Linked DNA regions of Homo sapiens: region 1 is linked to region 2. Evidence: chromatin loops called from intact Hi-C (ENCODE). Cell type or tissue: CD14-positive monocyte. All regions are shown on one strand. Each heading gives the region's core, and the rest is flanking DNA. Links, peaks and the distances in the headings are about the cores only.

Region 1 (12,820 bases), core at 1,767-9,766, 70 kb after region 2:
GATATTCCAGATTATAAAAAGTAAACGAAAACACTTATAGCCTCTAAATAATCTGTTGCTACCTTGATGTGTCCTTATAACATTTTGTCCTGACATATACTAATAAACAGGAATGAATGTTCTTTGAAAATTAGTTATCTCTTTAATATCCCCCTTTCTAATTTTCTTCCTTTAATTTATTGAAAGCATCCCTAGAACACACAGAGTTTCTGAGGTTACATTTAAATAAGATGAGGGTGGGGTACAGTATTACTACTCAACTGTTTGTTTTCACAATTCAAACTAAATATTAGAATCATGAAAACAAGAAAGCATTTTATAAGTGGGGTGGTTTGAAGTGTTATCATTGAACCAGATCATGTTTGTAATCCCCAGAAGAGTTTTCATTATCCTGATATTCAAAAACTGCACATTCCTGGAACAGAGCAGAGATTTGGAGGAAAGAAGGTGATGTGGTTTTAGAGAAGAGAGAGTAGATACTAAATACCTTCTTCATTCAATTTATTTTCTATCATGGAAAAGTCAGTGCTTCAACTTTGAAATGTCACTTTTCCCAGTGAAGATCAGTTTTTAAGAATATATGGAAACTAATATTATCACAAGGCTTCTCTTTCAAGAAAAATAAATTCTCTACATTTTTGTTGTCAAGATGACACTAGACAGTACATAATATGCAAGTAGAAATATAAACCAAAGTGTAATTTATTTAAATATAGTCTGGAAGCCCATTGTGTTTCTCCACTGTTTGAAATGCTTGTTCCCTGGTGTTATAAAAGAAATAGCTCTTGAACACAAATTGAATTTATTTAGAAAGGTCATTTTTTACTTCCTCCAGAAAGGGTACACTCGCCAGCAGTTTTGCCACGAGAGTACACCGAACAAAGGAGACAGGGTCATTTATAACCTGACAACTGCTGTGTCCGTTTTCCATTGGCTGGAACAGGACCTCATTCTGTATTTGTCCATATTGGCTAGCAACTCAGAAGTTTTTAAAAGAGGCAAAGGCAGAGGAGAAAAAGGAAGCAGGAAGTAACTTGTGGAATGCTGACAAAGGTAAAAACACTTTTAAATAAGAAAGAGGAACAGGCTATGACCTAATGCTTGCTTGGATCAGTATAAGCATGCCAGGGCAAATATTTAGGAGTGCAGGTCTTTAAACAAAATTTGCTTCGAAGAGAAGTTACTATTTATTCCTAATTAGATGGGGAGTAAAGTCTTTGAAGAGGAACTTCTACTTTTAGTTTTTACATCCACAATTCAATCAATACCTTCAAAACATTGGTGAAAGTTACAAGTTGGCCAAAACAGAATAAAATAGACAAAACAGACACAAAATTCCCTTTATATATACTTCTTCCTCTCTCCAGATTCCTCTCCTTCTTCTCCTCACCAGATTTGAAATATCCCTTATCTTCCTCCAAATAAAAAAAAAAATACTCCCAGGAAAGTGTCTGATGAAGTTGTTCACTTTGGTGTGCTAAGAATAAAAAAGTATATATGTATATCTTATATACATATATATTTTATATATATACACTTTATATACATATATATACTTTATATATATATCTTTTGACTCTTTGGACTCAGTAATATATATTTTATATATATGTATATATATATTTGGACTCTGTAATCTTTGAAATGTATCTTAAACTATAAGGGAACTGAGTTGGTATTTTAATTATTACAATAAGCTCATTTTTTCCTTTATTCATTTAAAAGGGTGATCCATTACAAAGTATTTGTACTTGAAAATGTGGTAGGCTTTGGAGGCCTGATAATGTAGAAGTAGTTTTCACCTCTAATACTTTATGACTTTGAGCACTCCTTTGAGGGTATAACCTTTGGTCTGTGGTCTGTATATCAGTAATCCTAGTAGACTATTCATTTCTAGGTAGTCTGTATTATTTACTTTATATATTGGGACATAAAGTTTTTTAGGTAAATTAAGGATTACAGATATGTAATGTAATTAATTTGGTAATAATTATAGGTCCTCATCAAATATTTAGTTAACAGTTTAATCAATAATCGGTATCTGTCTTCTTCCCTGGAATTCCTTTCCACTTCTATCTACTTCAACTGTTACAAAATTTCAAAACACAACTGTGAAGAAACTTCATCTAAGCAGCCTTCAAAAATTGCCTTGTGATAAAGGAAATTCTCTCTGCTGCTTTTTAAAAGACTCCCTTATTCTTTTCTTATACTGCTATATATAATTGCTTAAACTCAATTATTTGTGTATGCTTAGCTTCTATCCTAGAATAAGAATACAGGAAAGCTATGTGTTCTCTGCATATTATTCTCCACTGTACAAAACCCAATGTCTAATACAATATAGGTGTTTAGTGCCTTTTTTTTTTTGCTTTCTGTGCTATTGTCTTGATATTGCTAATAGTGCTTAGTGTTTTGTAACTGAACGTTCTTTGTTGAACTAAAAATGTAATAATAATATCTAATTATTTCAGTACTATTGTGATGGAAAGACACATCCACTTATTACTTATTGGAGATTTCTATGTATTATGAATAGCACACTGACAAATATGTTTCTCAATTAAAAAGCAAAAAAACAAACAAAAGAACCCGCTGAGATCAATTTCAGATAACTCCATGAATTAGATCCATGACCTGGAGTAGAAGATGTACTCTGCACAGCACCACATGGCCAAGAAAGAATCTGGGACTCTGACTCCCATAAAAATGATCATCTGAAGAATTTGTTGGGTTATTTTCTTTATATGAATCCTTGAATCTTTAGAGTTGCAAGGAGAGCCTCGATGTTTTTCATAGCCTTCTGATACTGAAGCACACTTTTGTGCATGTCTATGTGTATGATTCTACATCCATTTTCTTTGCAGAGTAGTGTTAACACCTTTCAACAAATTCTCAAAGGAATCAGACACAAAAGTGGGTTACAATAGTCTGGAGACAAAGTATTACCAGTAATACAGCACATGTTCTAATAACTACTGCACTCTCCACAACTCTTCAAACAAGATTAGCCCATTTTAGGATGGCTAGATACACTGGTTAAAACAATAGTAAACAAACAATGTATTGATGTTGGAGGTAACAGAGAAGAGCTAACATAAAAGCAACCAGGAAATGGTGGAGGACAGAAGGGAGTGGAATCCAGGGTTAAGAGGCTCCTTCTATGCTTCTATGTGGTATTACAGAGGCCAAGGTGAGAAGCATTGTATTCCTTAAGTAATCTCTTAAACCACTCAACCCTCCCTAAATTAGTTATACTAGACTTCTATATTTGAGATACTAGACTTCTATATTTGAGATACCATCTCACACCAGTTAGAATGGCAATCATTAGAAAGTCAGGAAACAACAGGTGCTGGAGAGGATGTGGAGAAATAGGAACAGTTTTACACTGTTGGTGGGACTGTAAACTAGTTCAACCATTGTGGAAGACAGTGTGGCAATTCCTTAGGGATCTAAAACTAGAAATACCATTTGACCCAGCCATCCCATTACTGGGTGTATACCCAAAGGATTATAAATCATGCTGCTATAAAGACACATGCCACTTTGGGAGGCTGAGGCGGGCGGATCACGAGGTCAGGAGATCGAGACCATCCCGGCTAAAACGGTGAAACCCCGTCTCTACTAAAAATACAAAAAATTAGCCGGGCGTAGTGGCGGGCGCCTGTAGTCCCAGCTACTTGGGAGGCTGAGGCAGGAGAATGGCGTGAACCCGGGAGGCGGAGCTTGCAGTGAGCCGAGATCCTGCCACTGCACTCCAGCCTGGGTGACAGAGCGAGACTCCGTCTCAAAAAAAAAAAAAAAAATACAAAAAGACACATGCACACATATGTTTATTGCAGCACTATTCACAATAGCCAAGACTTGGAACCAACCCAAATGTCCAACAATGATAGACTGGATTAAGAAAATGTGGCACATATACACCATGGAATACTATGCAGCCATAAAAAATGATGAGTTCATGTCCTTTGTAGGGACGTGGATGAAACTGGAAACCATCATTCTCAGCAAACTATCACAAGGATAAAAAACCAAACACTGCATGTTCTCACTCATAGGTGGGAATTGAACAATGAGAAAACATGGACACAGGAAGGGGAACATCACACACCGGGACCTGTTGTGGGGTGGGGGGAAGGGGGAGGTGGGAGGGATAGCATTAGGAGATGTACCTAATGTAAATGACTAGTTAATGGGTGTAGCACACTGACATGGCACATGTATACATATGTAACAAACCTGCACGTTGTGCACATGTACCCTAGAACTTAAAGTATAATAAAAATGTATATATAATATATATATAAAGAAAAAGTTTACATAAGGCTAGAAACCAAGAAAGAAACTTTATTTCTTCCTCAAACTCTTAGCATGTTCTATAAATTATAAGCACTTATTGAAGGTAGGCATCATGACTATCTTGTTCTCCACCATAGCCACCACAGTAGGCATTTATAAATCATAATTTCTAGTATACAATTAATAATGAAGAGTTTAGTAAGTGAATGAATGAATAAAACAAATGAAAGAAATTGAAAAAGAATTTGAGTCACAATATATAATTTTCTTTTCTGAAAAACCACCTCTATGGTGTTAAACAAAATAATCTCTTCTGTTTCTTTTTGAACTACACTAAGGCCACTAATTTAGAAGGCAGCAAATAGAAATGAAGTTTGATTTTGGAATAATCCCTTGCATAGATTATTACTAGTGAGACGGCCAAGTAGAAAGTGGTCCCTGAAGAACCTCCTACAAACCTGCTTACCGGGAGGAATGTGCACTGGGGTAGAGCCTCCAGAATTTTACCCCTTTGCAGGGAAGAGGAGCAGGCTGGCCCCTCCTCTTCCTGGGTGGTACCTGGGATTCAATCAGTGAGGTGGGAAGCCTATACTAGCGAGAATCTCGCTCTGCTGAGAGTCCCTGTTTCCCTTTTCTTCCCTTAAGGCCAATAAATTCCATTTTTCTCACCCTTCAAAGTGTCTAAAAGCCTAATCTCTCCTGGCAACGTGACAAGGACCCCGTTTTTAGCTGAACTAAGGAGAAAGTCCTACAACACTAGCACAATTTCCAGCACTGGGAGAGATCATGAGACATGAAATATGTTAGGTTGTCCTGCATAATAGAAATGTGTTATATTTCTTGATGTGGTGTGGAATGCAGTATCAATAAGGAGGATGCATTCAACCCTTTGCAGGACATTTGATATTTTGCTGCATAATATCTAAACAGTTTTGCAGATACATCTGACCTGTTACATAATGATGGCTGAAGGTGAGTTTTAAAAACTGCCTCAGTGGGCCCTGATTGTGCATGCCCGACAGGAATTCATCCTTCTTCTTGGATAACTCAACCCTGATATTCCTCTGAAGAATCACAACCTGCCTGTATTCAGCATATAAGGTTTGGGTAATAATATCTCTCAAGGATGGAAATACAACTCCTGTTTGATCATCAGAAAACATATCTCCAAAGCTGTAATAATAAGGTCAGGTATCCAGCAGCAAATGAAATGCAGACTTAGTACTTTTGTTGGAACTCTTAGGAAAAGTTGTTCCTTTATAAAAACTTTGTATTCGGGGGTATGTGTGCAAGTTTGTTACATGGTTATATTGTGTAATGCTGGTTCTTTTTTCCTAAAGGAGTTTCTGCAGGAGCAGACCCACAACTCCTGCCTGTAATCTTACCATGAGTAAAGAAACCCTGATCAAAAATGGAGTCAACACCAAAGAAAGCAAAAACAACAAACAAGCAGAAGAAAAGAACAACAAACAAGCAGTTCTACTAATAAGATGTCAACTAGAGTTCATGTATTTCCAGACTCCTTTATCAACTTTATATTATTGATTTTTCTACCTTTATTTAAATTGTACAAAAAATACTTGTAAACTTACTATCTATCCTCCAAATTTAAACATTACCAATGACCAAATCTATTTTAACTCCTTTCCTATCCTGCCCCCTGCCTCACTCTAAAAGTAACCAATGTCCTGATCTTTTAATGTATAATTATCTTACTCCTTAAAAGTAAGTTATCTTTCTCAGGTATCTATTTTTTATTTTTCCTTGGTTTAGACTTGTACACAATTTATCATATTATATGAAAAAACTTAAGTAGTTTTTAAAATTTTTTCCTTCAACCTTAATTTTACTAAGTTTTTTTCCATTGTTGAATGTTGTTGTTGAATTGTTTTCATTCTATACCACATTCCACTGTTATCATTTAAAAATGCGCTTATTCATTATCCTATCAGTGAATATTTGACTACTATGAACAGTGCAACTATGAACATTTTTCAATATGTCCCTAGGAATACAGTTGGCAGGAATGCATTTCAGGATGTACCAACATTTAGCTTTACAGGATAAGATTATGACATCTCCATAAGAGATACAGGAAATATGATCTCTTTATATACCAAAAGAAGAAGATCTCATTATATGCCAAAAAACCCACAAATATTCCATATACTTTTCCATATAGCTGCATTAAGAAACAGTTTTCCATATAGTGGAATATTTGTGTTTTTTTGACATATAATGAGATCTTCTTTTTTCCACTATGTGGAATATTTGTGAACAGACCCAAAAATCTCTACACTATGACTTAAAAAATTAATTTGAAGAATGCTGCATTTTGTTGTTATTGTTTTAGTTATGTACATGAATCAATTTGCAATCCAAACTACATGGACTTCTTTTTCAATGTCAATTTCAAAATGTCAATGCTTAGTCACTTGATCTGCGTCATATATTTGGACTAAAATTTCTTGAACACTAAATAGACTGTCTTTTGAGAGAAATAGTTCATTTGAGGTGTAAATATTGCTTTACTTATTAAATAGTATTACAATATGTGATCTAGAAAGTTAGATCTGAGCCATAAGATTATGTTTTTTCTATTAATGAAACCATATTTATAAGAATATTTTTTCTACCCCTACATAATGGAATCAATTAAAGATGACTCACATCTGTTTATAGTGGGGGAAATAAATACATTAATTAAAATGTTAAAATTAAGACTTGCACAGGCTAGCAGAGGCATAATAATAATTTTTTAAAAACCTTAGAATATTAGATGATGCCCTAGTTCTTTTTTTTCTAGAGTATAGCCTAGTCTCAAAAGCCTGCCCAAGTAAAGTAAGATCTGCTGTTGAAAGAATGATAATGATGTGTGTTCTCCTTCAGATTTGTTAGTTCAATACATAGATTCACCTCCAGATCCATGAGTTTTAAATGGACCTGATGCCTTCTACTGGCACACTGTTTGCAGATAATTTGCCTCAAAGTTAAAGATATCTTCATCCTATTTCATAATTTAAAATCTAATATAATTTATTCAGATAAGGTATAGAGATTGATTCCACATGTCATGTTTCTCTAGGGTGTAATGTCTTTGTGCCAGGAGCTATGATGAGGTCATGACCATGATGTGTTCTTTAGATCAGCCTTGCTTACACATTTCTTTGAACCCAACCCTGACCTCTGGCTCATGAAGCAGGAAAGGAAAAAATACATTCCCTGGGGTATATTGTAAAATGGTCAATATCTACTTCCAACATGTTCTCTTGGTCTCCAAGGCTGATGTAATGCTTTAACTATAATAGAATGTTTGTTACTGAAATCACTTCCATGCTGTTACATGCGTCCATGTGAAGAGAACACCAAACAGGCTTTGTGTGAGCAATAAACCTTTTTAATCACCTGTGTGCAGGTGGACTAAGTCCAAAAAAGGAGTCCATAAAGGGAGATGGGCATGGGGCAGTTTTATAGGATTTCGGTAGGTAATGGAAAATTGCAGTTAATGGGGGCTTTTCTCTTGTGAGCAGGGGCAACAGTCACAAGATGCTCGGTGGGGAGCTCATGAGATTCATTGTCCAGGAGAAGGAATGTCACAAGGTCAATTGATCAGTTAGGGTGGGGCAGGAACAAATCACAATGGTGGAATGTCATCAGTTAAGGCAGGAACTGACTATTTTCACTTCTTTTGTGGTTCTTCAGTTGCTTCAGGCCATCTGGATATATACATGCAGGTCACAGGGGATATGATGGCTTAGCTTGAACTCAGATACCTGACATTCCTGTCTTCTTATATTAATAAGAAAAACCAAAGAAAATAGTAGTGAAGTGTTCAGGGGGCACAAAAATTTGGAGGTGGTATGGAGAGATAATGGGTGATGTTTCTCAGGGCTCCTTTGAGTGGGATTAGTGGTGGCATGGGAACCTAGAGTGGGAGAGATTAAACTGAAGAAAGATTATGCGGTAAGGGGTGACATTGTGAGGTTGTTAGAAGGAGCATTTGTCATATAGAATGATTGGTGATGACCTGGATGAGGTTTTGTATGAACTGAGAAACTCAATGGAAGACACAATGTCAGAATAAGAGAAGAAGAAAAACAGGTATTAAAGACTAAGAATTGGGAAGATCCAGGACATCTAATTAGAGAGTGTCCAAGGGGATTCAGCATAGTTATTTGCTTGGTTGGTAAGTTTTGGGGCTCTATCCTTGAGTTATTCTATGTTGTCATATACCAGGCAAGACTGATTTAGGTCAAAACAACACTCTTCATTTAAAAATATACAGAGTCCTCCTTTATAAGTTGGAGGCTGAGCTTGGTAAGGTGTGTTTTTAAAAGACCATTAGTCCATTCTACCTTTCCTGAAGATTGAGGACAGTAAGGCGTATGAAGATTCCACTGAATACCAAGAGCCTGAGAGATGGCTTGGGTAATTTAACTAGTAAAAGCCAGACGATTGTCAGATTGAATAGAAGTAGGGAGGCCAAATCAGGAAATTATATCTGTTAGAAGGGAAGAAATGACTGAAGTAGACTTTTTGGAGCTGGTGGGAAAGGCCTCGACCCATCCGGTGAAGCTGTCAACCCAAACTAGGAGATATTTAAATTTACAAACACAGGGCACATGAGTAAAGTCAAACTGCCAATCTTGTGTTGGAGTATATCCACGAGCCTGATGCATAAGAATATGAGGAGGCCTGAGAAAGCCTTGAGGGCTTGTGGCATGGCAGACAGAGCATTGAGAGGTGATAGTCTTAAGGATGGATTTCCATGAAGCGAAGGTGATGAGGGGTGTCAGGAGGTGAGCCAGAGGCTTGTATCCAACATGGAAGTGGTCATGAAGAGAAGAAAGAATGGGTAGAGCTTGTGAGGCAGGAAAAATGAATTTTCCATAGTCTAAGAACCATTTGCCCTGAGTTGGGAAAGACTGGTAGAGCAGGTTTTCAGAAGAAGAGTAGGTAGGAGTGATAGAGGAGAAAGAAAATTACTGTCCTTCTGGAGTGGGGACTGGAATACTAGAGGGAGTGGAGGCATTAGCTATTTTTTTGCTGTCCTGTCTGCAAAGACATTTCCTTTTGCAATAACATCAATAGGTTTCTGTTGTCCTTTACAATGAATGACTCCAGCCTTGGTCGGCAGTAGAGCAGCCTTAAGGAGGTCCTTTATTGAGGAGGCATTGATAATGGAAGAGCCTTGTGTGGTAAGAAAGCCTCTTTCAGCCCAGATGGCAGCATGGTTATGGAGGATGTGGAAAGCATATATGGAGTCAGTATAAATGTTAATATACATTCCTTTAGTGAGAGAGAGTGCACGAGTTAAGGCAAACAGTCCAGCTTGTTGGGAAGTGGTGGAGGGAGGAAGTGCAGCAGCTTCAATAATAGAGGTGTGGGACATGACAGCATATCCAGCTTTAGCTGGTGAAAATTGATTGGGTTTAGAAGAACTGCCATCGATAAACCAAGTGTGGTCTTGGTTTGGAATTGGAAGAATAGAAATATGAGGAAAGGGGGAAGATGCTCTGTGTATTAGGGAAATACAGTCCTGTGATTCAGGACTTGTGTTGGGTGCTAAGTGAGAAACTGGTTTGAAATTGGGCCCATGGGAAATAGTTACTGTTGGAGTTTCAACAAAGAGTGAATAGAGCTGGCAGAGTTGTGGGGTAAACAATAAATGTGAAAGGTTTGAGGAGGATATTGATGCCTGAAGGTTGTGAGAACTGTAAAGGGTAAGTGGAGCATAGCCTCTGACTTTAAAGTCCTCTAGAAGTATTAAAGTGGCAGCCACCACTTTAATACACAGACATGAAGGCCAGCCCAGAACTGTGAGGTCAAGTTGTTTTGATAGAAAGGCAACAGGGAGCTGTCTCCAGGGCCTTTTTGAGAGAGCAAAAGGAAGAATGGGGAAAAGACTTAGGGCCTATGGGATCAGTTATTTTACCCTTTGTGAGCCTGTAAAGTGGCTTGTTTAGGATAGCAAACCTGGTATCCAGAGTCGGAAATATCCAACAATGCCTAAGAAGGAAAGGAGTTGTTGTTTGGTCGTGGGGATTGGGGTCTGGTAGAACAACTGAATACTTTCTGCAGGAAAGGGACATGTATGTTGATAGAGGATTATACTATAGGTACAACTAGGGGAAGAAATTTTTTCCTTGGAGGGGGATAGTAGGTACCCCTTTGAGTAGATATGTTGAAGAAGCAGGATAGTGTCCTGCTGGGAAGATTGGTAAGAGGGCCTCAAAGAAGATCAACAAAATATTGAATAAGGTGGGAGGCAGATGGGTAAAAAGAAAGCAGATTATGAGAAAATGCCTGGCCAAAGTAGTGTGGGCTGTTCCTGAAGACTTGGGGCAGAACAGTCCATGTATGTTGTTGGGATTGGTGGGTGTCAGGGTCAGTCCAAGTAAAAGTGAAAAGAGGCTTGGAGGAGGGATGCAAGGGGATAGTAAAGAAGGTGTCTTTGAGGTAGATAACAGAATAGTGAGTTGAAGACTCACTATTGAAGACAGGATATTGAAGGGGATATTGAAGACAGGAGAGTGTACAGGTTTGGCACTATAGGATAGATGAGAAGGATGGTTTGATTAACTAAGTGAAGATCCTGAACCAATCTGTAAGACTTGTCCAGTTTCTGGACGGGTAAGATAGGGAAGTTGTAAAGAGAATTTTTAGGCTTTAAGAGGCCATGTTGTAACAGGTGGGTGATAATAGGCTTTAACCCTTTTGAAGCCTGCTGTGGGATGGGATATTGGCATTGAATGGGGTAAGGGTGTTTAGGTTTTAACGGGATGACAAGGAGTGCATGATGGATCGCCAAGGTAGGAGTAGAGGTATCCCCTACTTGTGGATTAAGGTGGGGAGATACAAAGGGAGGATGTGAAAGAGGACTTAAGCTGGGTAAAAGTGCAGCAATAAGATGTGGCTGTAGCCCAGGAATAGTCAGGGAAGCAGATAATTTAGTTAAAATGCCTCCACCTAATAAGGGAGCTGGGCAGGTGGGGATAATTAAAAAGAAGTGCATAAAAGAATGTTGTCCAGTTTGGCAGGCAAGGGTAACAGGCCCTTGAAAAGAAGGTAATGTGGAGTGGTTGGACTCTGTATTGATTAAGAAGGAGATAGACTTACCCTCCACTGTAAGAGTTACCTGAAGCATCTGTGATGGTCCAGGAGTTTTGGGTCCATGGATAAAACGTGTCTCATTTGTCTCCACTAGAGAGGAAAAAGAACTGGAATTGGAAGGACAGGGAGATTGAAGGGTAGCAAGAGAGGCTGGAGAAGAGAGTGAAAAGACTGCTTACCTGATTTGAAATTGGTGAGATGTTCCTTGGGCTGGTTGGTCTGAGGACCTGAAGTCATAGGTGGATTCCTCACGGAGTGAGGTCAAGGACAGGGGACTAGTCTCCCAAAGGAGTCCTCCTGTCCCATGTCTTCAGCACCAAATGTCAGGTGAGTCCATGTGAAGAGACTACCAAACAGGTTTTGTGTGAGCAATAAAGCTATTGAATCACCTGGGTGCAGGTGGGCTGAGTCCAAAAAGAGTCAGCAAAGGGAGAAAGGCATGGGGCAGTTTTATAGGATTAGGGCAGGTAGTGGAAAATTAGTTAAAGGGGGTTGTTCTCTTGCGGGCAGGGGCAGGAGCAGGAGTCACAAGGTGCTTGGTGGGGAGCTCCTGAGATTCATTGTCCAGGAGAAGGAATGTCAGAAGTTAATGTCATCAGTTAAGGCAGGAACCAGCCATTCTTTTGTGGTTCTTCAGTTGTCTCAGGCCATCTGGATGTATACTGGCAGGCTTGGGCTCAGAGGCCTGACACTTATGTTTAAAGAAGAGGAAATTTGAAAAATAGTTACTTGGAATCTCCAAATGTGTGGGCATTGCTTGTATATTTTTTGGCTTAATTTGTGAGCTATCATGCAGTACATAGATCATCTCTTTTCTTACGAAAACAATCCACCATCTCTTATGATATGTGCATGGTAGTGGAAAATCAATAAGGTTGTTTTGTGTACTGGCTGCTGACATCCTGGGAGCTGCAAGAGGAAAGGACTCCCAGAGCTCATTGTGTAGATTTTCACTTATCCTTGTACACACTTGTGAAAGAAAAATATCTTGGGCCCCTTCCAACTAGAAATTGCTCAGGGCAAATCTGACTCCCATTCTATTCAAAGTCATCCCTCTGCTGACTGAGACAGATGCATATGTGATTGCCTCCTTTGGAAAAGCTAATCAGAAACTCAAAACAATGCAACTGTTTGTCTCCCACCTATCTGTGACCTGAAAGTCCCCTCCCTGCTTTGAGTCTTCCTGCCTTTGCTTCAAGTTATTCAACCTTTCCAGACCAAACCAATGTGCTTCTTACATATATTGATTGATGTCTCTTGTCTCCCTAAAATGTATAAAACTAAGCTATGCCCCAGCCACCTTGGGCACATGTCATCAGGACATCCTGAATCTATATCATGTGTGCATATCCTCAACCTTGGCAAGATAAACTTTCTAAATTAACTGAGATCTATCTCAAATTTT
Region 2 (12,820 bases), core at 2,731-10,730:
ATGCACCTGTAGTCCCAGCTACTCAGGAGGCTGAGGCAGGAGAATCGCTTGAACCCTGGAGGCGGAGGTTGCAGCGTGCCAAGATCGTGCCACTGCACTCCAGCCTGGTGATAGAGCGAGACTCTGTCTCAAAAAATAATAATAATACATTTCTTTGTCTCTTTTTCTCTCCCACTCCTGCTATTTTAGTAATTACTGAAAAAATCATATCTGTACATTAATATTACCAAGTCTGAATTTAATCAGTGTCTTTTCTTTCCTACCAAACAATACTTCTTTTCAACTTCCACTATGTTGTGGTCTAAGTTTTTTGTTCTCTCCTCTATTTTTCATCTTATATATTAGACATGATTAATATTTTTAACACAATATCTCAGTTTACAAATAAGGTTAGTATTTTCCTGATTCATTATTCCTTCCTGGATTTTTAATTTTCCTTCTTGGAACATCTTTCCTCTTAATAAAAATTAATATTTACAACTACTTTAAGTGAGTGTGTCTGTATAGTGAACTCTTGGCCATTTTTAAATTGCGGTTTCTTTTGTTTTATTCTACTGAAGACTCCCCACTTCACTTTTCTTGAAAAAATATAGACTTCAAGGATAATATTTTACATTTGGCACTTTTAAAATGTAATTTTATTTTCTTCTGGCTTCTAGTCTGTGTTTTAATTTTTATTTATTTATTTATTTATTTTTTAGACGGAGTTTCGCTCTTGTTGCCCAGACTGGAGTGCAATGGCATGATCTCTGCTCACTGCAAACTCTACCTCCCAGGTTCAAGCGATTCTCCTGCCTCAGCTTGCTGAGTAGCTAGGATTACAGGCATGTGCCACCACACGAGCGAATTTTGCATTTTTAGTAGAGACAGGGTTTCTCCATGTTGGTCAGGTTGGTCTCAAATTCCTGATCGCAGGTGATCTGTTCGCCTCGGCCTCCCAAAGTGCTGGGATTACAGGTGTGAGTCGCTGCATCCTACCCTGTGTTTTAAATTATTATTAATTAGAAATAATATTTTGTAGGGCTCTTTTTGAGAGCAACTCTTTCACTTTGTTGTAATTTTTTTCTAAATATTTCTCATAGTTCTAGAAATTGTCAATTATTATCTCTTTAATTTTATTTTCTCACTATTTTATAAATCCTGAAGTTTGGTAGATATATGTTGCCCCCATTTATTCCATTTCTAAGGTCTCTTAATATCCCTTTAACTTTTTCCATATCTTTGTCTCTCTCTTCTTTGTTCTGAGTAATTTTGTTGCTATTTGGAATTCACTGATTAATTAGGATACACTACTATGTTTTATCCACTGAGTTTCTAATAAAAATAACATTTTATTTATTTCTTGAAGTTATTTTGTTTGTTTTCTAACAGCCTAGAAAAATTTTAAACCAATGTTGTAATTTGACTTTAAAATCATTTTCTATTTTATACAATAAAGATTTATATTATATTTTGTGTCCATTAATTACAATAAACCCAGTCTTTGTATGCTGTGCTCTGATGTAGCTGTTTCCAACCTAATGTCTACCTATATTCCGTCATTTTTATTGTGTGATCATTTGCTTTTGAGCAAATTTTTTCTTCTTTTAATTTTTGGTTTTCTATATGAGCAGATTTATTTCAACTATGCCTTAAGTATAAATTCCTGAAAAGACTTTATTTTCTGCATTATGTGCCTGCACACACATGTGTGTGTTTGAGTGTGCACGTGACAATCCAGTATTAGTATAAACTCATAGCATGCCTTCTTCATTTGGCATCACTGCCCTTATTGGGAGTACAGTGAAGTATATTTTTTATTCCTTCTTAGAAGCTAAACACAGAATTTTCCTAGTTTCATTTAATATGGCAAGTGACTTCATATGCTACAATGAATATTCTATTTGACAACATTTTTCAGTGGTGATTCCTGTGTCTTAATCTTGCTATCATAATCTAATGCTGCATTCCTGGAAGTTTTTCTAAGCTTCATTGTGTAAATTACCATTCTAAGAGCTTTCTTCCTTTTTTCCTATGATTGACAGACAATTTTGCATTAATCAGCTTATCCCATACCCCATTGTGTGGATCCTAGAAGTGCAAGATGTTTCACTTATTTATTTCTAAATGTTTTATTTCACTTAGTGTTTTTCTATGGATAATTATTTTTTCAATAAATATCTTTCATTTTATATCAGTAATACATTATGAAAGAATATTAATACAAATATAGTACTTACTATTTTCTTAAAATTGTTTTAATTACATTATAAAGTATAATGAAATAATAAAAGACATACATTCACCAAAAAAGACATGTGTCAAAATGTTCAAAGCCGCACTATACATAGTAACCCGAAATGGGAAACCACGCAAATGTCTGGCAACAAGGGAATGGATAAATCAATCATTATATATTCATATGATAAGATACCGTATACATCAATGAAAACAGTCAGAAAACTTACCAACATGAGAAATGACTCACAAATGAAACACTAAGAAGACACACACGCAGCAACAAAATGTAAATCACTCTTACTCTTCAAAGTACAAGAAAAGATAAAAACATTATTATTATTATTATTATTATCATTATTATTATTATTATTTCAGACGGAATCTTGTTCTGTCACCCAGGCTAGAGTGCCGTGGCATGATCTCGGCTCACTGCAACCTCCGCTTCCCGAGTTCAAGCGATTCTCCTGCCTCAGCCTCTCGAGTAGCTGGGATTACAGGTGCTCGCCCCTGCGCCCAGCTAATTTTTGTATTTTTAGTAGTGACGGGGTTTCACCATCTTGGCCAGGCTGGTCTCGAATTCCTGACCTCATGATCCACCCACCTCAGCCTCCCAGAGTGCTGGTATTACAGGCATGAGGCACCGTGCCCAGCCGAAAACTATTTATTTTAGGAATAAATATTGTGGTTAACTTTGGGAGGTATTAATCATAAAGAGGAATAAGGAGGACCTCTGATGTGCTGATAATTTCTGTCTCTTAATTCAGTTGCTGATTTCACAATCATGCTCAGTTTGCAAAAATTCGTGAGCTGTACACAGGCAATACATGCATTTTCTGTGTTTAGACTTGAGTAAAAATGTAAAAGCTGAGAGTAATATTTCATTGATCTTCTCAGAACTTTAAGGCACAAAAAACACATAATCTGTTTTATTTTTTCAACACAACGCCATGTAATCCTTTATTTTTAAGAAATTTTCTGGTTATTTCATGTCACATAAGCACAATCGTAATGATTAAGAAAGGCGGAGGAGAGTATGGATAAGAATAATGTTCAATTTGTTAAAGAGATGTCAATGTAGAAGTATAAAACCACAGAAGGGATATGCTTCCTGTTTGCCCACTTTTCTCTCCAAACATTAAGGACAAGAGCAAGATGAGAGTGAATTTTTCTCATTCATCAGGGAACCACGGCATGAAAAGCAGAAACAATTCAGAAAAGTTGATTTCTTTTCAGGAGTATTTGACAACACCACACTTTCCTCATGGCGTTCTTCATCTCTGTGTTTCTCAGCGTGTATATGAGAGGGTTGAACATGGGAGCAATGATGGTATAAAAAAGGGCAAACACTTTATCTTCTGAGAATGTTGTGACCGGTCTAATGTAAATGAACAATGCAGGTGCAAAAAACAGGACCACAACAATTACATGAGAACTACAAGTGGCAAGAGCTTTGCTGCGTCTCTCTGCAGAGTATGCTCTGATGGTATACAATATAAAAACATAAGACAACAACAAGACAACAAATGTCACCAAAGCAATTAAGCCTGAATTAGCAATGACTAAGAGACCTATCATGTGTATATTAGAACAGGCCAATTTCAGCAAAGGATACACATCACAGAAGTAGTGATCTATCTCATTTGGGCCACAAAATGGTACAAAGATGGTGAGAAGAAACTGACTGGCAGAATGTATAAATCCCCCAGTACAACAAACTATGATGATTGTGTTACACTTTTGCCTGCTCATAATAATGGTGTAGTGCAGGGGCTTGCAAATGGCCACATAGCGGTCATAGGCCATCCCTGTGAGAATGAAGATCTCTATGCCTCCAAAAAAATGGGTGGTAAAGAGTTGTATCATACAGTTATTATAGGAAATGGTCTTTCTTTCTGCCAGTAAGTCAACCATTAATTTGGGGGTCACTGTGGATGTGTAGCAAAGGTCGGAGAGTGAGAGGTAATTGAGGAAGAAATACATGGGTTGGTGAATGAGCTGGGTGCACGTGATAGAAATCATTATGAGTAAGTTTCCCATCCAAATAGCAATGTAGCAAAACAAAAATAATACAAAGCAGAGGACTTCAATGTTCTTATTTTGGGAAAACCCCAAGAGAATAAACAAAGTGCTATTATTGCTTTTTTCCATGGTCCAGTGTAGATAGAACATATAAGTCACCTGAAATGACATAATTTATAAGCTTACAAGTCTTTGTTAAGAAGTACAATGATCATATTTTATTTGAGGAACTAGCTAGATTTAATTTACCTCATTCAAGTGGTTCAGAGAGTAAATATCTGGTATTCAATTAAAATGGCTTTCTAATAAGACTCTCCATGTATATATATACTAGATGATTTCCATTAGCTCTCTAGCACACTGTGATCAATCCCTGCCCTAGTAGGTATGAATTCTATTGTTCAATCAACAATATTAAAATTCTATCATAGGGAATGTTTATTTCCAAAGTCTAATGTAATATACAATATTGTAATACAAAATAATTCCTTGCAAAGGATACTGCTTTTACTCTCTGGGATTCAAAATTTATTAAGGAAACAAGTCATACAAATATTATTTTTTAAATAATGTAGAAAATTCATTGAATTAACCATAGCACTAAGCATTAGCAATATTGATATCAACAAATGGGATTTGATTGCATAAACTAAAACCAACGTTGTAGGTGGTGAACAAACATATCTTAAGTTGTTAGTCTTGAATGTTGCTGCAAAGATGACACTGAATTATCCAATGTGTTTCATTGCTTTCTAAAAATAATATTACATCAAAATATTTTAATTAATTCTTACCAGATGTCCTCAGAATGACTGTCCATTTATAATATACATTTTCAGCCCTAATTTCATTCTTGACTTCTTAAACCCCCTTAAATTTCTTCCTCATCTCTCCATGTTACCAAGTTAACATTGTTACCAATACAATGAATAATTTCATTGTAATAGAAATTGAAATTTCAAGAAGACATTCATTTTCATAGTGGAATTTCAAGAACTAGAATTAGATTAAAGGCACTTTTTTGAGAAAAAGGTTATGATCTTCTCCATAATCACACTAATCTTTGCCAATAAATAAGAAAGGCAATTTCATTTTATTTGAAGAAGAAAATTATAATATTGAATACACTACTAGTTTGAATTATTCTTAAAATTGCTTCTTATACATTTCCATTTTCACAAATTTATGTATGTTATTTAAAACCCACCTGAAATACACTTCTTAACCCCAACAAGCATATTAAGACTCTTACATAAAATTAAGCCTGTAAGTAAAGTAAGGCACAGAATGTTCTCAGACAAAACCAGTGCATCAATCTGTCTTCATTTACTGTAAGTTTACTAACAACGTAATTTGAATCCCTATAATTGTTGTCTTGGTTTTGTCAGCTACAGCTGATGACTAAATTCTCTACCTGGCAATTTTTCTTCTGGGTTCAACTTTTTTACAGACATAGAACCACCATGTTTAACTACTACAATGTTAGTGCTTTTTTTTAATTTACCAGTAAAAATCTAATCATGCTTTATAATTTGGAGGCAATCCCCGTTACTTGTCTTAATTCAGCCACTAACTTCAAATGTAATCTTGCAAATTTTATAACTTGTTTTAAAATGCTTTATCTTCACTTTAAATGTAAGGAAATATGTCTTCCTCTGTGTACTTAGAGATTGATGCTGAAGCTCAACCTTAATAATAGATGATAAAGGACATTTAAAAGAATAAAATAGTGTACAAGGGATGATATCGTTGTGCTAATATCAATATATCACAAGGAAAACACATGAAAATTACATTAGGATTCTAGAGCTTTAGGAAATTGTACATAGTAACACAAATGGTATATAGCAAACTAAGGCTTAAAATCTGAGTTCTCTGACTCCAAAGTCTGAATTTATAACCCTCTCACCATATGTCCATGTGAAAGTAAGAAAACTCACACGGGATAAACTGAACATTAATCCTGACTGTCCCAACTCTGAAGTTTGCATACATGTCTGAATTTCTCAGGCAAAGTAGGACACTTCTTGAATTTCAGTCATCGCTCCATTTTAGACAGTGATACTTAAATGGAAAATGTCTAAGTTGAAATATAGAACTATAAATTAGGCCAAAGTATTTATTAAAAACACAAACTGAATCAGTTCAGGATCCTTATATAAGCCAGCTCTAGAAAGCAACAAAAGTACAGCTCACATATTTCTGCAGGAAGCAAGATATATTTTGTTCTCCCAAACATGAATAGCAATACTGCATTTTCAGCTATTGTCCCCGTAAGAAAAATTGCTGGGGGAAAAGTGATTTGAGTGTATACCCTAACACTGCCACTTAGATTTATGACCTTATATTCTTGGCGCATATGTTTCCTTTCTGCAAAATGAGGACACTAGCCTCAATTCTATCTAAGAACTCTTCTCACAATATCATTTTCAGAATTACTTTCTTTTTTGTCAAAGTTTTTCAGGCTATCTCTCAAGAGTTGTAACAGCATGTCCCTTTTCTCACATGCAGTTCTCCAAGAAAGTAGGTGCTATTATCTGTTGACATTTATCTTATTTTTCTAGAATATGTCATCTCATCCCCAGTGGACAATCAGGTCCTCCTTAAGCTTAGTGTTCATTTAATCCAAAAATGTCTTAGTCTATAGAATTTGCAGTACAGCTTGTTTAAAAATTAGCAACTGCTTAATATGATTTCTTAACACAGGAGTAAAAAATATATTTTCAACAAATATCACATGTTTATGAGGGCAATGCTAAGAGAGAAAAAAATAATTGACTCACATATGCTCTGAATTTATTCAGAATCTCTTCCTTTTTCCTTTATAGTCGATTCTGTCCTCTCTTCATTGAAAGTAGTCATTCCCTAACTATTTAAATTGTTTCTTTGCAACATCTGACTTGACATCTTCAGCATGTTGAATGCTACTGATATTTCACTTTCTATTTTCCCCAACTTATGCACAAGCAAACACAAAATTCATACCATGTTAGTAACTATTACCTGTCATATCACCAAATCAAATAAATGATGGGAGGCCACCCCATAAAAAAAAGTTTGAAGGCAAGAGGAGTACTTGCCTTGTTTTCAAAAACTACTCAAATCATAGTCCAAAGAGAACCAAGTGATTTCTGAAGGTGTTCAAGCTCAAATGCCAGGCAAAATTTTAGGTAAAGGCTATATTCTAAAGTTACATTTTTATTTCTTCCCAAGGCATTTCTTACTTACTTACAGTTAATTATTTATATGTCCCCCATGTAATCAACTCACCAATTAGCATCCTCTTAGACCCACGTTACCAGAGCATGTAACTTGAATCCTATTTAATACAAAGATTTTTATGACTGAGATCTGCCGTTTATGCAATTTGAGTTTCTTTTTCCATTCTCTATAATCTGAGAGGGAAACTCTAGTTCTGGTTCTTATGTAAGAAAATTACTTCCATCAATTCCCATGCAGTGCTTTCATCATGTTCTCTGGGGAAGAAGTATGTGTTCTTACATACTTTATTTACCTTTAAGGTGACTTGTCAGGAAAAGTATAACTTTTTTGAGTTTACAAAATATTCATTTTAATATTTGTCAACAATACCGTTGAACATTCTGTAATTTTGCATTGGTCATGTCATTTTCAATAAGCTTTTCCTTTTTTACATCTATATTCAAAGCTAGTCCTTGCTTTTGCTTTGTTATGTGAGCACCACTAATAAGAGCAAATATTTAGTAAACATTTACTCTATGTCATAATGAACAAATTGACATTTACCTTATTTATCTTTGTAACAACACTACAGGATAGATATCACTACCATTTGCATTTCAGAGATGAAGAACCTAGGGCATAAAATAGTTACAAGGCAAGGAAGTGATGCTTCTAGGATACAGATTACAAATAGGGAGAGAAAGAGGATGCAACTGAAATAACAGAAATGCCATTTCTTGCCTTGAGGGGGAGTTATATGGGATCTCTCTTTATAATTATTCATTATTCTGTGCATTAATTTATCTGTGTCTTATTTAATGATTAGAACATTAAAATAATAAAAGTATAATAATACCCTAAGGTCATAGACCAAGGTATTAAAAAATTAATTCAACCTGTAAGTTTGCTTTGCCCCTAAAGTACTATTACCAAAGGATTCTGGAAGTTCTGCTTATGATCAGTCTATTTCTTACAAGCCAATTAAACTTTCTTTTTCAACATTTTTTTTTCTCTCTGTTTGTTATATGTCTTCCCCCACCCTTGATTTAGTCAGTGTTTTCATATTGTTTTCAGATGTTAGCATTTTCTCCATGGGGTCCCTTATGTTCCTCTTGGCTTTTCTTGCAGACATTTGTGCCCATTCATTTTTCTAGCTGTATTTGTTTACTCAAAACACTCTCCTACTCCAGGGATTCTCTTCCCCCTTAACAGAAAGCATCTAAGTATATCTTCCCAAGTTCTTTAAAGGCAAGTTTAGAGTACTTTTAGGTCTTTAACACATTTTAATCTATATAGTATATGCTGTGAGGCATGGATCTAGGCTCATTTTTGCATATGAACATTCAGCTTTTCTAATATTATTTGATAAAAAGCTTATCCTTTCTCTATCAAATTACATTCTCTCTTTTGTCAAAAGTCAGTTATCTATATTTATTGTCCTATTTCTGGGTCCTGTATTTTGATTTATGTATCTACATTGTCACCAATAACACACTGCCTTGATTACTATAACTTTTAATAAGTCTGGAAATTTGGTCATCTGGACCCTCCAATGTTGTTTTCTGGAATTATGTTAGCTCTTCCAGTTCCTTTGCCTTTTTGTGTGAATTTCAGAATCAACTTGTTGATATCTATTAAAACAAAAAGCTTGCTGGAATTTTTATTGTGATTGCATTAAATCTAAAATTCATTGGAGAAATCGGTGTCTTAACAATACTGAATCTTCTAATCAATGACCGTGGTATATCTCTGAGTTTGCTTAGATCATCTTTAATTTATTTCGTCAGTGTTTTATAGTTTTCTGCACACAGACCTTGCACATATTTTATTAAATTTATATGCAAATAGGTGTTACACTTTTTTTAATTTTAGATTTCAATTTTTCATTGCTCATATGTAAGAATGCAGTTGATTTTGTATGTGGACTATGTATCCTATGAATTTGCTAAATTCATTTATTAGTTCCAAGAGATTTTTGTAGATTCTCTGTAACGTTAACACAATCATGTTGGCTGAAAATAAAGATCGTTTTCTTTCTTCTTTTTTAAACTTTATAAATTTAATTATTTTTGCCTATTGCACTAGCGAGGCCCTTCCACACAGTGTTAAATAATAAGCAGTGAAAAAAGACATTCTCGCCATGTTCTACATCTTAGATAATATAAGTTAGTTTTTCATCATTAATTATTATGTTAGCTATTGGTTATTCATGGGCATTCTTTATTTGACTAAGGAAGTTGATTTTTGTTCCTAGTTTACTTAGAGCTTTTAGCTTTAAAATATGTTGAATTTTCTTAAAAATTGTTTCTGCATTTATTGATATGACCATACGGCTTTTCTTATTCTGTCTTTTAACATGGTAAACTACATTGATTGTTTTCCAATTGTTTACCCAGCCTTGTATTGCTTGGATAAACCCAACTTGGTTGTAGCATATTTGTTTTGATTGCTGGATGCGATTTTCTAACATTTTGTTAAAGGTTTTACATCTATATACATAAAAAATAATGGTATTTAGATTTCATTTATTGCAGCATTTTTATCTATTTTGTTATTAGGGTGATATCTCACAAAATGAATTCGGAAATATTTCTTTTTCACTTAAAGAGAACGTATAGAATTGGTATTTTTGCTTCCTTAAGTGTTTGATAGAATTCAGCAGTGAAGCCTTCTGGGACAGCATTTTTAAAAGGTTTTAACCACTAATTCAATTTCTAAAATATATATAGGGCTAGTAAGGTTATAAATTTCTTTTTTACTGAGTTTTCGTTGTACATGGCTTTCAAATTTTTCTATTTTACCTAAGTTGTAGAATTTATCAGACAGAGTTGTTCATGATATCAAACTTATTATCCTGTTGCTGTCTGGAGTATGAAGAAGAGTAATGTCCCCTCTTTATTTCTGATATTGGTAATGTGTGTCTTCTTTATCTCTTTCTCACATTGTCTCTTTCTCTATTAAGCTGAAATGAAGTTTATGAGTTTCATTGTGCTTTTCAAAGAACTAGCTTTTGATTTTATTTCCTGTATTGTTTTTCTGTTTTCAGTTTAACTTATTTCTATTCTAATATTATTATTTTCTTCACTCTACTTGGTTTAGGCTTGAACTTCTTCTCTAATTTTCTTAGGTAGAAGCTTGTGTTATTGGGATTTTTCATTTTTAAAATGTATACCTTCAGTACTATAAATGTTCCTCAAAGTGCTGCTATTGTTGCATGCTGCTAATTTGGGATGATGAGTTTTCATTTAGTTTCAAATATTTTTAAAAATTCTTTCTAGAAATTTTCACTTTCACCCATGAATTATTTATGGATATTGTTTAATTTCTAAATATTAGAACACTTTCAGATATTTTTGTGTTATTAATTTCTAGTTTAAGTCTATTGAGGTTGAAAGTTTATGGTATGACTTGTTAAGGCTTGTTAAATCACTGAGAATATAGTACATTTTGGTGTATGTTCCATGTTCACTCATAAAGAATGTACATTCTGCTGTTGTTGATATGAAATGTTTTATAGATGTCAGTTGGGTCAAGTTACTTAGTAATGCTGTTGAAATAATCTTCGGATTTACTGAATTATTTTCTACTTTCTATCAATTACTGAGAGAAGGGCATTGAAGTCTTCAACTGTAATTTTTGATTTGTCTATTTATCTATCAGATCTATCAATGTGGGGTTCATGTATTTTGAAACTCTGTTTTTAGGAGCACGTATATTAGGGTAGTCATGCTTTCTCAGAGAATTGATCCCTTTATCATTATGTAATGTTCTTTACTGCTTATAGTTTTCATTTTCTGAAAGCCACTTTGTTAGAATTTAATATTTCTTTAGCTTTCTTTCAGTTAATGTTTTTGTGGTATATCTTTCTCTATACAGTTCCTTTTTTTTTTTTTTTTTGAGATGGAGTCTCACTCTGTCACCCAGGCTAGAGTGCAGTGGCAGTGGTGCAGTCTTGGCTCACTGCAACCTCTGCCTCCTGGGTTCAAGTGATTCTCCTGCCTCAGCCTCTTCTCTATCAGATTACATTTTCCTCTTTTGTCAAAAACCAGTTATCTATATTTATTGGGACTACAGGTGCGTGCCACCATGCCTGGCTAACTTTTTGTATTTTTAGTAGAGACAGGGTTTCACCATGTTAGCCAGGATGGTCTGGATCTCCTGACATCATGATCTGCCCTCCTTGGCCTCCCAAAGTGCTGGGATTACAAGAGTGAGCCACCAAGCCTGGCCATCTATACCCTTACTTTTAATCACATATTTATATCTCTGCTTTGTAACTGATATATTTAGATCACACTTAAAATAATTATTTATATGATTGTGTTGAAGTCTTCCATCTTGCTGTTTTTAATCAATTTGTTTTGTTTCTTGTTTTATTTTATTTTTTTCCATAAGTTATTGGGGTAAGGTGGTATTTACTTACATGAGTAAGTTCTTTAGTGTTGATTTGTGAGATTTTGGTGCAGCCATCACCCATGTATAAACTGCACCATATTTGTAGTCTTTTATTCCTCCCCCTCCCCCTACTCTTTACCCCAAGTCCCAAGAGTCCATTGTATCATTCATATGCCTTTGCATCCTCATAGCTCAGTTCCCACATATCAGTGAGAGCACACAATGTTTGGTTTTCTATTTCTGAGTTACATCACTTAGAATAATAGTCTCCAGTCTCATCCAGGTCACAGCAAATGTTGTTAATTAATTCCTTTTTGTGACTGTGTAGTATTCCATGATTGATGGGCTTTTGGGTTGGTTCAACAATTTCGCAATTGTCAATTGTGCTGCTATAAACATTCAATGATGAATATGCTAAAAGCAATTGCAACAAAAGCAAAAATTGACAAATGGGAACTAATTAAATTAAAGTGGTTTTGTACAGCAAAAGAAATTATCAACAGAGTAAACAGACAACCTACAGAGAATGTGAGAGAGAAATTTTTGCAAACTATGTATCTGACAAAGGTCTAATATCCAGCATCTATAAGAAACATAAAAAAATGTACATACGAACATTTAAAAAATCCCATAAAAAAGTGGGCAAAGGACATGAACAGACACTTTTTCAAAACAAGACATACATGTGGCCAAGAATCATGTGAAAAAAAGCTCAACTTCACTGATCATTAGACAAATGCAAATCAAAACCACAATAAGATACCACCTAACACTGGTCAGAATGGAATTATTAAAAAGTCAAGGCCAGGTGCAGTGGCTCACGCCTGTAATCCCAGGACTTTGGGAGGCTGAGGCAGGTGGATCACGAGGTCAGGAGATGGAGACCATCCTGGTTAACATGGTGAAATCCCCTCTCTACTAAAAAAAAAAAAAAATACGAAAAATTAGCCAGGTGTGGTAGCAAGCACCTGTAGTCCCAACTACT

What was found. Peaks named below come from ENCODE experiments on the same cell type or tissue, not always from the same donor. Only the 100,000 strongest peaks of a DNase experiment are listed, where the experiment ranks them.
Region 1: it touches region 2 in a loop (5-fold over the local background); 3 of 110 quality-filtered maps call a loop at or near these places.

The regions. Positions count from the first base shown.
Region 1 is chr11:55,558,716-55,571,535 of GRCh38, reverse strand. No RefSeq gene overlaps it. Among named protein-coding and RNA genes, the nearest start is that of OR4C16, 7.0 kb to the left of the region's middle. In CD14-positive monocyte, for the core only: no CTCF peak of the experiment used is centred there; no DNase peak of the experiment used is centred there.
Region 2 is chr11:55,629,906-55,642,725 of GRCh38, reverse strand. It overlaps OR4P4 (olfactory receptor family 4 subfamily P member 4), which reads right to left and starts at 7,613. Exons shown (of 2, transcript NM_001405919.1): 1 at 7,510-7,613; 2 at 2,417-4,398. The coding sequence starts at 4,368. The coding sequence ends at 3,430. In CD14-positive monocyte, for the core only: no CTCF peak of the experiment used is centred there; no DNase peak of the experiment used is centred there.